2 separate regions of the Homo sapiens genome follow, and region 1 is linked to region 2. Evidence: read pairs that join two places in POLR2A ChIA-PET (ENCODE). Cell type or tissue: HepG2. All regions are shown on one strand. Links, peaks and the distances in the headings refer to the core of each region. The heading gives the core; the rest is flanking DNA. Region 1 has its middle 22 kb from the start of PPM1H. Region 2 overlaps PPM1H (protein phosphatase, Mg2+/Mn2+ dependent 1H).

What was found. Peaks named below come from ENCODE experiments on the same cell type or tissue, not always from the same donor. Only the 100,000 strongest peaks of a DNase experiment are listed, where the experiment ranks them.
Region 1: POLR2A ChIA-PET joins it to region 2 with 5 read pairs; 3 of 35 experiments call an interaction of 5 or more read pairs at or near these places.

What each region holds. Positions count from the first base shown.
Region 1 is chr12:62,954,969-62,959,360 of GRCh38, reverse strand. No RefSeq gene overlaps it. Among named protein-coding and RNA genes, the nearest start is that of PPM1H, 22 kb to the right of the region's middle. In HepG2, for the core only: no CTCF peak of the experiment used is centred there; a DNase peak (open chromatin) is centred at 2,000; H3K4me3 peaks cover 239 bases.
Region 2 is chr12:62,816,218-62,820,609 of GRCh38, reverse strand. All of the region lies in intron 2 of PPM1H (protein phosphatase, Mg2+/Mn2+ dependent 1H), which reads left to right. Among named protein-coding and RNA genes, the nearest start is that of PPM1H, 120 kb to the left of the region's middle. In HepG2, for the core only: no CTCF peak of the experiment used is centred there; no DNase peak of the experiment used is centred there.

The sequences.
Region 1 (4,392 bases), core at 299-4,298, 140 kb before region 2:
GACCATCTAGAGTGAGCTGAGATCATTTTAGGAAAAAGCTGAGAGGAACCACCTGGTTGCCCAGGGACTGATGAAGAAATTCAACAAATTTTTATCTGTGCAGATCAAGGAAGCTACATGAGAGAAGGGCCTAGCAGAGATGCTGTCAGCATTAACTGTCAGCCCTGTATAGAGAATATGAAGCCACGGAGGCAAGCAAGCCCTGGCCAAACACCTTACCTCTCTCCATATACCCCATTCCGCTTTGATGCTGATGGGATCCAAAATCACAACTCATCTGGTGAGCGTAAGGGCAGTTGAGCAGAACCACACTCCCTGTTCCCAGTGCAGACTTCCATCCTGAGGCAGGCCTCCGCTGGAAGAGGAGAATCCAGAATTTTGAAAATTAAATGATATTGGACATTCTAGTTACTAAATTGAAACTGTGTGTACCAAAAGTGACTAGGGTGCTCTTTATTTTCTTTCTGGTTACTTTCTGTAGGAAGTGACCAGAAAACATATGCCTCCCTAAGTCTTCATTCAGGACAGCAGGGTATAACTTTCAAAAGAAAAAAACATGACTCTCACATAAGCACAGGATAGGCATGTGTCAAAATTTGTTTAACTCGATGAAAGAACCAGAAGGAAGCATTTGAGAAACTAGATATTTATAAGGACTGAAGTTAGAGAGGATTGGATGTTGGAAGACTGAGAGATTAGAAACTAAGCTGGCTGAAGTCCTATAGGGCAATAAAACCATAACCTCTGTGTTTTTCTTTTTTCTATCAGACAGAAATCATTTGCATCTCCAATAGACAGAAATTTAAAGGTATCAAGCAATATCACAGAGTGAGCTCTAATTAAAATAATTAACAATGACATATTCCCCTAGAAAACTAAGCAAATTTTGGGTTAGCCTGTGAGACAATGCTCCAGGAAGACACAAAAGGAACACAGAGCCATTCTCTTGCTTTAGTTACAAGTTTTCAATAATTTTTGTAACAAGAAACGGGGAAATTAGAACTCCTCTGCCCCTCATCAGTTTTAAAGGCCCACTATAAGATTGCAATTTTGACCATGATCTATAAGATATGTTTAACCTACTGCACGCACATTTTTCAGGCCTGAGAAAGTCACTCATGACTTTTTCTTCTGACCAGCATAATGAAGATTTAATGATCCAATGCAGTGTCAAGGTACAAGACACACGGCTAATAATTAAGTTTGGAGAAAGAAAAAGAAAACTTTGAGACAAAGTAAGAATAATCAGGGAAAAACCAGAGGACAAGAATCCAGAAAAGGATCATCTCCAGAATGGCATTTAGGGATGGCCTCTGGGGCTGGAAGTGGGTACAATTAGAGAGGTGGCGTGAAGGGCAAACTTGGCCCATTGCACAGCTTTTTATTTCTAGCATTCTCCAAAGCAAAGATAGAATTTGCTTGTTTTCAACTGTACTGGATGTTAAGTTTCTGTATTTTTCCAAGTAACCTAAGAACTTCTTAAAAAGAAAAGTCGGCACACTGTCTACTTGATCAAAACAAGTTTAATCTGGTCATTATCAAGTTTAGCTTAATCTGGTCATTGTCAGAAAATTTTAACAAAACAAACCAGTGTGTTGCAATCATTGTTCTTTGTAATTAAGATAACCAAGTGTTCTGCAACAATTCAAAATTATGTTTTGTTTTTCATCACCAATAGACTACCCATTCCAGTATTTCCTCTACACAGTGTTCTGACATTATGTAAATTATTGTGATATCCAATTCAAAGGAACATAGTGGTTGTTTAAGAGGCTGATACTATCTCTCTTTGTCAAACATAGTATTTTTTTCTTCTACCATGCAAATGGTATCCCAGAGCCGGAAGCACCTTTGTTTTGTTTCTGCAGAAAAACTGTTTCACCTTGCAGGGTTTTAGCTAGGCTCTCCCAGTTCATGCTCTTTTCTTAAACATGGTCATAAAGAGTTAACTGTTGCCTGTTATGTTCTGCCATCCTCTGTAATCTAACCCTGGAATTGGGCTGCTGACTAAGCAGTGGAGTCTTTCTTACTGACCTCCAAGCTAAGCAAACAAAGAAGCAGATATTTGTTTTCAAAGAAAAGTGCTTCTACTTACAAAATTGTGTGACAGCAACTAGAATAACAGAAAACTGAAAGGAAGGAGAAACCCAACACTATCCCACAAAACAAAAAACAAAACAAAACAAAAAAAATGAAAAAAAAACGGGTGGGTGATTTGCTCCAGAAGAGAGTAGGGTAGGGAATAATCTTAGAAAAATGATTTTTTTTTAACACAGAGAATAATCAAAACATAATTTAAAGAAAAAAAAAACCTTCATCCTTTTGTCTCTAAAATCATAAAAAAGGAACCAGCCTTATTCAATAAATGGAAAATGTAAAAGAATTTCTGAAAGGAAGAACAATGGACATAACATTATATGTAGTCTTGAAAAAGAAATTCCTTAAAATTATAAAAAAGTCTTTTAAAAATTTAGTATTTACTTGTGTTTGTTTTAAAAAATCAGTAAATATTAGCAAAAATTTGTTTGCTTTTTTCAAAATCCCTTCATCTTTCCACACTGTATATTATGAGAATTAGTAACTTTTAAGTATAGTATATCAAGTCTTAAAGTTAATATTTGCTCCAATATTTTATTACCAGAGAATTGATTTGGTGAATAATAGCCTTAGTCTTTCATATTTGCCAGGTATTGATCTTGCACTAAGATGAGAACATTAAATTTTAAAAAGGTTAAAAACAAAAACAAATGCTTTGATCCCAATTACATATACTGACACATGAGGCAGAGCAAGATGGTTGAATAGAAACCTACACCATTTATGGTCTGGCGCAGTGGTTCATGCCTGTAATCCTAGCACTCTGGGAGGCCGAGGCGGGCAGATCACTTGAGGTCAGTAGTTTAAGACCAGCCTGGCCAACATGGTGAAACCCTCTCTACTAAAAATACAAAAATTAGCCAGGCGTGGTGGCAGGCACCTGTAATCCCAGCTGCTTGGGAGGCTGAGGCACGAGAATCATGTGAACCTGGAAGGCAGAGGTTGCAATGAGCTGAGATTACTCTCACTGCACTCCAGCCTGGGCAACAGAACCAGACCTCATCTCAAAAAACAAACAAACAAACAAACAAAAAAAGCCTACACCATTTATACCCTCTGCAAGAACACCAAATTTTAGCAGCTAACTACACATCAAAAGCACCATCACAAGAATAAAAAATCAGGTGAGCAATCACAGTGTCTAGTTTTAACTTCATATTGCTAAAAGAGACATTAAAGAGGACAGGAAAGACAGTCTTGAATTGCTGATGCCACCACTCCCCTATCCCCTGCAGCAGCCATGCAGCATGGAGGATCTCTGGGTTTGGTAGAGGGAGAACACAGAGACTTTGAGCCTTTGCATTGCACTCAGTGCTGCCCTGTCATAGCGGAAAGCAGAACCAGGCTATACTGAGCTGACATCTGCGTATAGATAGAACATTTGGACTGGCTGTAGCCAGACAGAAATCGCTCACTCAAACAGGTCCCACAGGCTAGGGTCAGTCCAGATGCTCCCTCCATGGTTGGAGCTTGAGTTCTAGCAAGCTTTGCCATCACAGGCTGAAGTGCTCTGGGGTCCTAAGAGAACTTGAGAGGCAGTCTAGGCCACATGGTCTGCAAGTCCTAGTACTGAGCTGGTCTCAGAGCCAGTGGACTGGGGAGGCACATGACCTACTGAGACACCAGGCAGGTGGCTAAGGGAGTTATTGCACCATCTCTTCCCCATCCCCTGGCAGCAGCCACTTAGGAGCTCCAATATCTTATTACCAGATAATTGATTTGGTGAACAATAGCCTTACTCTTTTATATTTGCCAGGTATTGATCTTGCGCTAAGATGAGAATATTAAATTTTAAAAAGGTTAAAAACAAAAACAAATGCTTTTGATCCCAATTACATATACTAACAGATGAGGCAGAGCAAGATGGCTGAATAGAAACCTACATCATTTATGGCAGGGTGCGGTGGCTCACGCCTGTAATCCTAGCACTTTGGGAGGCCAAGGCAGGCAGATCACCTGAGGTCAGGAGTTCGAGATGAGCCTGGCCAATATGGCGAAACCCTGTCTCCACTAAAAATACATGTATGCTTGGGAGATGTAGAGTGCAGTGACTAAGGGACTTTACATTGGACTCAGTGCTGCCCCGTCACAGCAGAGACCTGGCAGGATTGATCACTTGCTAAATAAAGAGCCCCTGGGCCCTGAGTAACCAACAGCAATACCCAGGTAATATGCTGAGGGTTTTGGGCTCTGAGATGTGCTAGCTTCAGTAATGACCCAACACATTCCCAACGGGGGTGGCTATGGTGAAAGACTCCTTCTGTTTGAGAAAATCGGGGGGTGGAAAGAAAAGGG
Region 2 (4,392 bases), core at 110-4,109:
CCAGCGGAGGCTGCAGAACCGCAATATTGCAGAACGGCAAATGTTGCTGCCTGATCGTTCCTCTGGAAGCTTTGTCTCAGAGGGGCACCCAGCCGTATGAGGTGTCAGTCGGCCCCTAATGGGAGGTGCCTCCCAGTTAGGCTACTCGGGGTTCAGGGACCCACTTGAGGAGGCAGTCTGTCCATTCTCAGATCTCAAACTCTGTGCTGGGAGAACCACTACTCTCTTCATAGACAGGGACTTTTAAGTTGCAGAAGTTTCTGCTGCCTTTTGTTCATCTACGCCCTGCCCTCAGAGGTGGGGTCTACAGAGGCAGCAGGCCTTGCAGAGCTGTGGTGGGCTCTGCCCAGTTCGAGCTTCCCCAGCCGCTTTGTTTACCTACTCAAGCTTCAGCAGTGGCAGACGCCTCTCCCCCTACTAGGCTGCTGCCTCACCGGTTGATCTCAGACTGCTGCGCTAGCAGTGAGCAAGGCTTCTTAGGTGTGGGACCTGCTAAGCCAGGTGCCATTTGCTAAGGCCATTGGAAAAGCGCAGTATTTGGGCGGGAGTGTCCTGATTTTCCAGGTACAATCTGCCATGGATTCCCTTGGCTGGGAAAGGGAATTCCCCGACCCCTTGCGCTTCCCAGGTGAGGCAATGCCCCACCCTGCTTCGGCTCGCCCTCTTTGGGCTGCACTCACTGTCCAACCAGTCCCAATGAGATGAACCAGGTACCTCAGTTCGAAATGCAGAAATCACTGTCTTCTGCATCAATCCCACTGGGAGCTGCACACCAGAGCTGTTTCCATTCGGCCATCTTGGAACCGACTCGTGTTTGAGCTCTTGACAGTGGCACCTGACTTAAAAGAAATAAAATACAAATTAATTTCGGGTTTCATCTGCATATAAGTAAAAAGTCAGGAGCTAAAGAAGCAATGTTTGAAATAAGTAAAACAACAACAACAACAACAAAACAAACTTAAAAGGCACACAAATTTAAATGTTTTAAGGTGTTCTGCACTGTAGTATTTTAGCCTGAAGAAATGTAAGGGGATGTGGTTGAAGTTTTCTAGTCTCCATCTCCAACACTCTTGAATGGATCTAGGTTTTGTTCTGTTTTGTCTTTTAATTAAGAGTTTAGTGATATAACTTATAATACAGAAACAATAAACATTTCTCCTTTGGGGTTAAGAAAGCAATGTTTGGCCAGGTACGGTGGCTCACGCCTGTAATCCCAGCACTTTGGGAGGCCGAGGCAGGTGGATCATGAGTTCAGGAGTTCAAGACAAGCCTGGCCAAGAAGGTGAACCCATCTTTACTAAAAATACAAAAAATTAGCCGGGTGCAGTGGCAGGCGCCTGTAATGCCAGTTACTCGGGAGGCTGAGGCAGGAGAATCACTTTAACTTGGAGGGCAGAGGTTGCAGTGAGCTGAGATCACGCCACTGCACTCCAGCCTGGCGACAGAGTGAGACTCCATCTCAAAAAAAAAAAAAAAAAAGCAATGTTTTGGCCGGCGCAGTGGCTCACGCCTGTACTCCCAGCACTTTTGGAGGCCGAGGCAAGGTGGATTCCCTGAGCTCAGGAGTTCGCAACTAGCCTGGGCAAAACAGTGAAACCCCGTCTCTACTGAAACACAAAAAATTAGCTGGGCTTGGTGGCATATGCCTGTATTCCCAGCTTCTTGGGAGTCTGAGGCAGGAGAATTGCTTGAACCCAGGAGGTGGAGGTTACAGTGGGCCAAGATCACACCACTGCACTCCAGCCTGGGCAACTGAGTGAGACTCCATCTCAAAAAAAAAAAAAAAAAGAAAAAGAAAAAGCAACATTTTGAGATATTTGATGAAGCAGGTATGTAGTATAGTAGAGAAGGGCGTTCTCAATGACAAATGAAGGTGGAACTTTTCTTGTGCCTGGATCATTTTTGGGTAGCTTAATGTGAAGAGCTATAAGCCCACAGTCTGGCAAATAGCAAATAGATACTCTTTGGCAATGTGCAAGCCTCTTGACATGCCTACCTCTGAGAACTGATTTGGAAACAGGATGGGTGGCCAGGAAAGAAGGAAATCTACAATTCTAGCACTTCCAAAAGACACTTTCATGAGACTGTCTCTTAGGAAAGCTGCTGTAAGCTTGTTGAGGACAATACCTTATTCCCAATGGCCTCCTGATTCCCACAGAAGGCTTTTTAATTAACCAGCTCAAGATTTGTGCACATGAATCACCATTGCTAGCTCTTCTTTCCTTTGACTTGGAAGGTTATAAAGAGTCTTTATTTATCATACTGATTGCCATACTCAGGTGAAAACACAGCTTTTCCAAGAGCTTTTTCTTCTTAGTTCCCAAATATTTAGTCATTCCAGGAATGAGATAAGAGGAGGAGGGTACCAAGTGACTTCTCTGTGGAAGGAGAAAGAGATCACTCTGAAAGGCATGTCATAACCTAGTGTTAAGAAGTGCGTGTACTTACATAAGATGCGTGGGTGGGAAATATTTAGGGTATTGTGGCCATAACCAGGAAATTTTTTTGCCCACGTCTGACTCCCTATTTCGAACAGATTGTTTTTGGCTTGAGACTAGACTTCTGAACACATGCATTCCAAGTCTACTTCCTTAGGAGCACCCTTGTGTTGTTTAATTTAGCCAAAACACATCAAAGTGTGTGGTTTCAGTATCTGCTAGTTCAGTGTCTAATTACAATAACAGGAGATGGCTGTGTCAGCATCTCGGCCAAGACCATCAGCAGGGGAGAGGAAAGCTGATTATCTTTCTCAGCAGAGGACGGGGCAGCACTGTGGGAACTCCAGGCAAATAGGATCAAAATGGGGCAGGGAAAGGCAAAAGGAACATGAGAAAGGGACTATTTCAACTTTCCGAACTGAGGTTTTGCCATTCTTTTTATCTGTTTTTGTAAGAAGTACTCTTTCACCCCCGAAACATGAAATGAAGGTTGCTTCTGGTTCTACAACAGCAGCCCTTTGGAATATTTCGCCCTCATCAGGCAGTTGGCTCCCTGCAATGATGTCAGCTATAAAAATGCAATAGGAGCAGCCTTTTATTCATCTCATTTTATTATGCTAAAATTTTGTTCCTTGTTCTGCACATGTGAAGAAAATAAGAATTTTCTTTTCTTCTTAGTTTTTTTTTTGTTTGTTTGTTTGTTTTTTTTTGAGACAGGGTCTCTCTCTGTTGTCCAGACTGGAGTGCAGTGGCGCTATCTTGGCTCACTGCAAGCTCCGCCTGCCAGGTTCACGCCATTCTCCTGCCTCAGCCTCCTGGGTAGCTGGGACTACAGGCGCCCGCCACCACGCCCGGCTAATTTTTTGTATTTTTAGTAGAGACGGGGTTTCACCGTGTTAGCCAGGATGGTCTGGATCTCCTGACCTTATGATCTGCCCGCCTCAGCCTCCCAAAGTGCTGGGATAATAGGCATGAACCACTGCGCCTGGCCAGTTTTTTTTTTTTTTTTTCTTTTTTTTAGTTTTTTTTTTTTTCTTTTTTTTTTTTTTTTTTTTAGTAATGCAGTGGTTTCTTTCAAAACTCTTTTAGTTCTAGGGACATAGAACTCTTGCCAGTGATTAAGATGGATGATTTTAAAACCAGGAATTGAGGAGGCTGATGTCAGCTAGAATCCCTTTAAAGGCCCCTTATTGGTGGGTGTTGGATTACTCTGAAGACCAGGTTTGACCAAAATGTACATAGTAGCTGAGAACACAACATGGTTTCACTATAGTTTCCCACTGTGGCAAAATGTAAGGTGCAAGGAAAATAAATCATGTTGAGATGGAAATTTCTTCTTGCTTCACTTATAATCTGACTTCCCACAGCTTTAAGTGGGAAGAACATTGTCAAGGGCAATAAACTTTATTTTCTTCTTTCATTTCTTCTAAAAAAAAAAACCAAAACCATAAATAATACTCAGCACTCGTGTACCAGACGCCGATTTTAGTGCCTTGCTGGTATTAATTTATTTAACCTTATATAGGCTAAGTATCCCTTATCCAAAATGTTTGAAACCAGAAGTGTTTTGGATTTCAGATTTTTTCAGATTTTGGACTATTTGCATATACATAATGAGATATCTTGGGAATGAGACCCAAGTTTAAACACAGAATTCATTAGTGTTTTGTATGCAGCTTACACACATAGTCTGAAGGTAGTCTTATTTCTCCATGGGGTTGCTAAATAAACCAAATGTAGTGTGCCTGTGTTTCTACCATGACCCACTGAGATCAGGTGTAGAATTCTCCACTTGTGATGTCACGTCCGTGCTCAAAAGTTTTGGATTTCAGAGCATTTTCCAGACTTTTGGATTAGGAGTGCCCAAACTGTAATATGTGCATAAATATGTATTATTATTGCCTTTTTTAACTGGTGAGGAAGCTGAGGCACAGAGCTAGAAAGTGTAGATCTT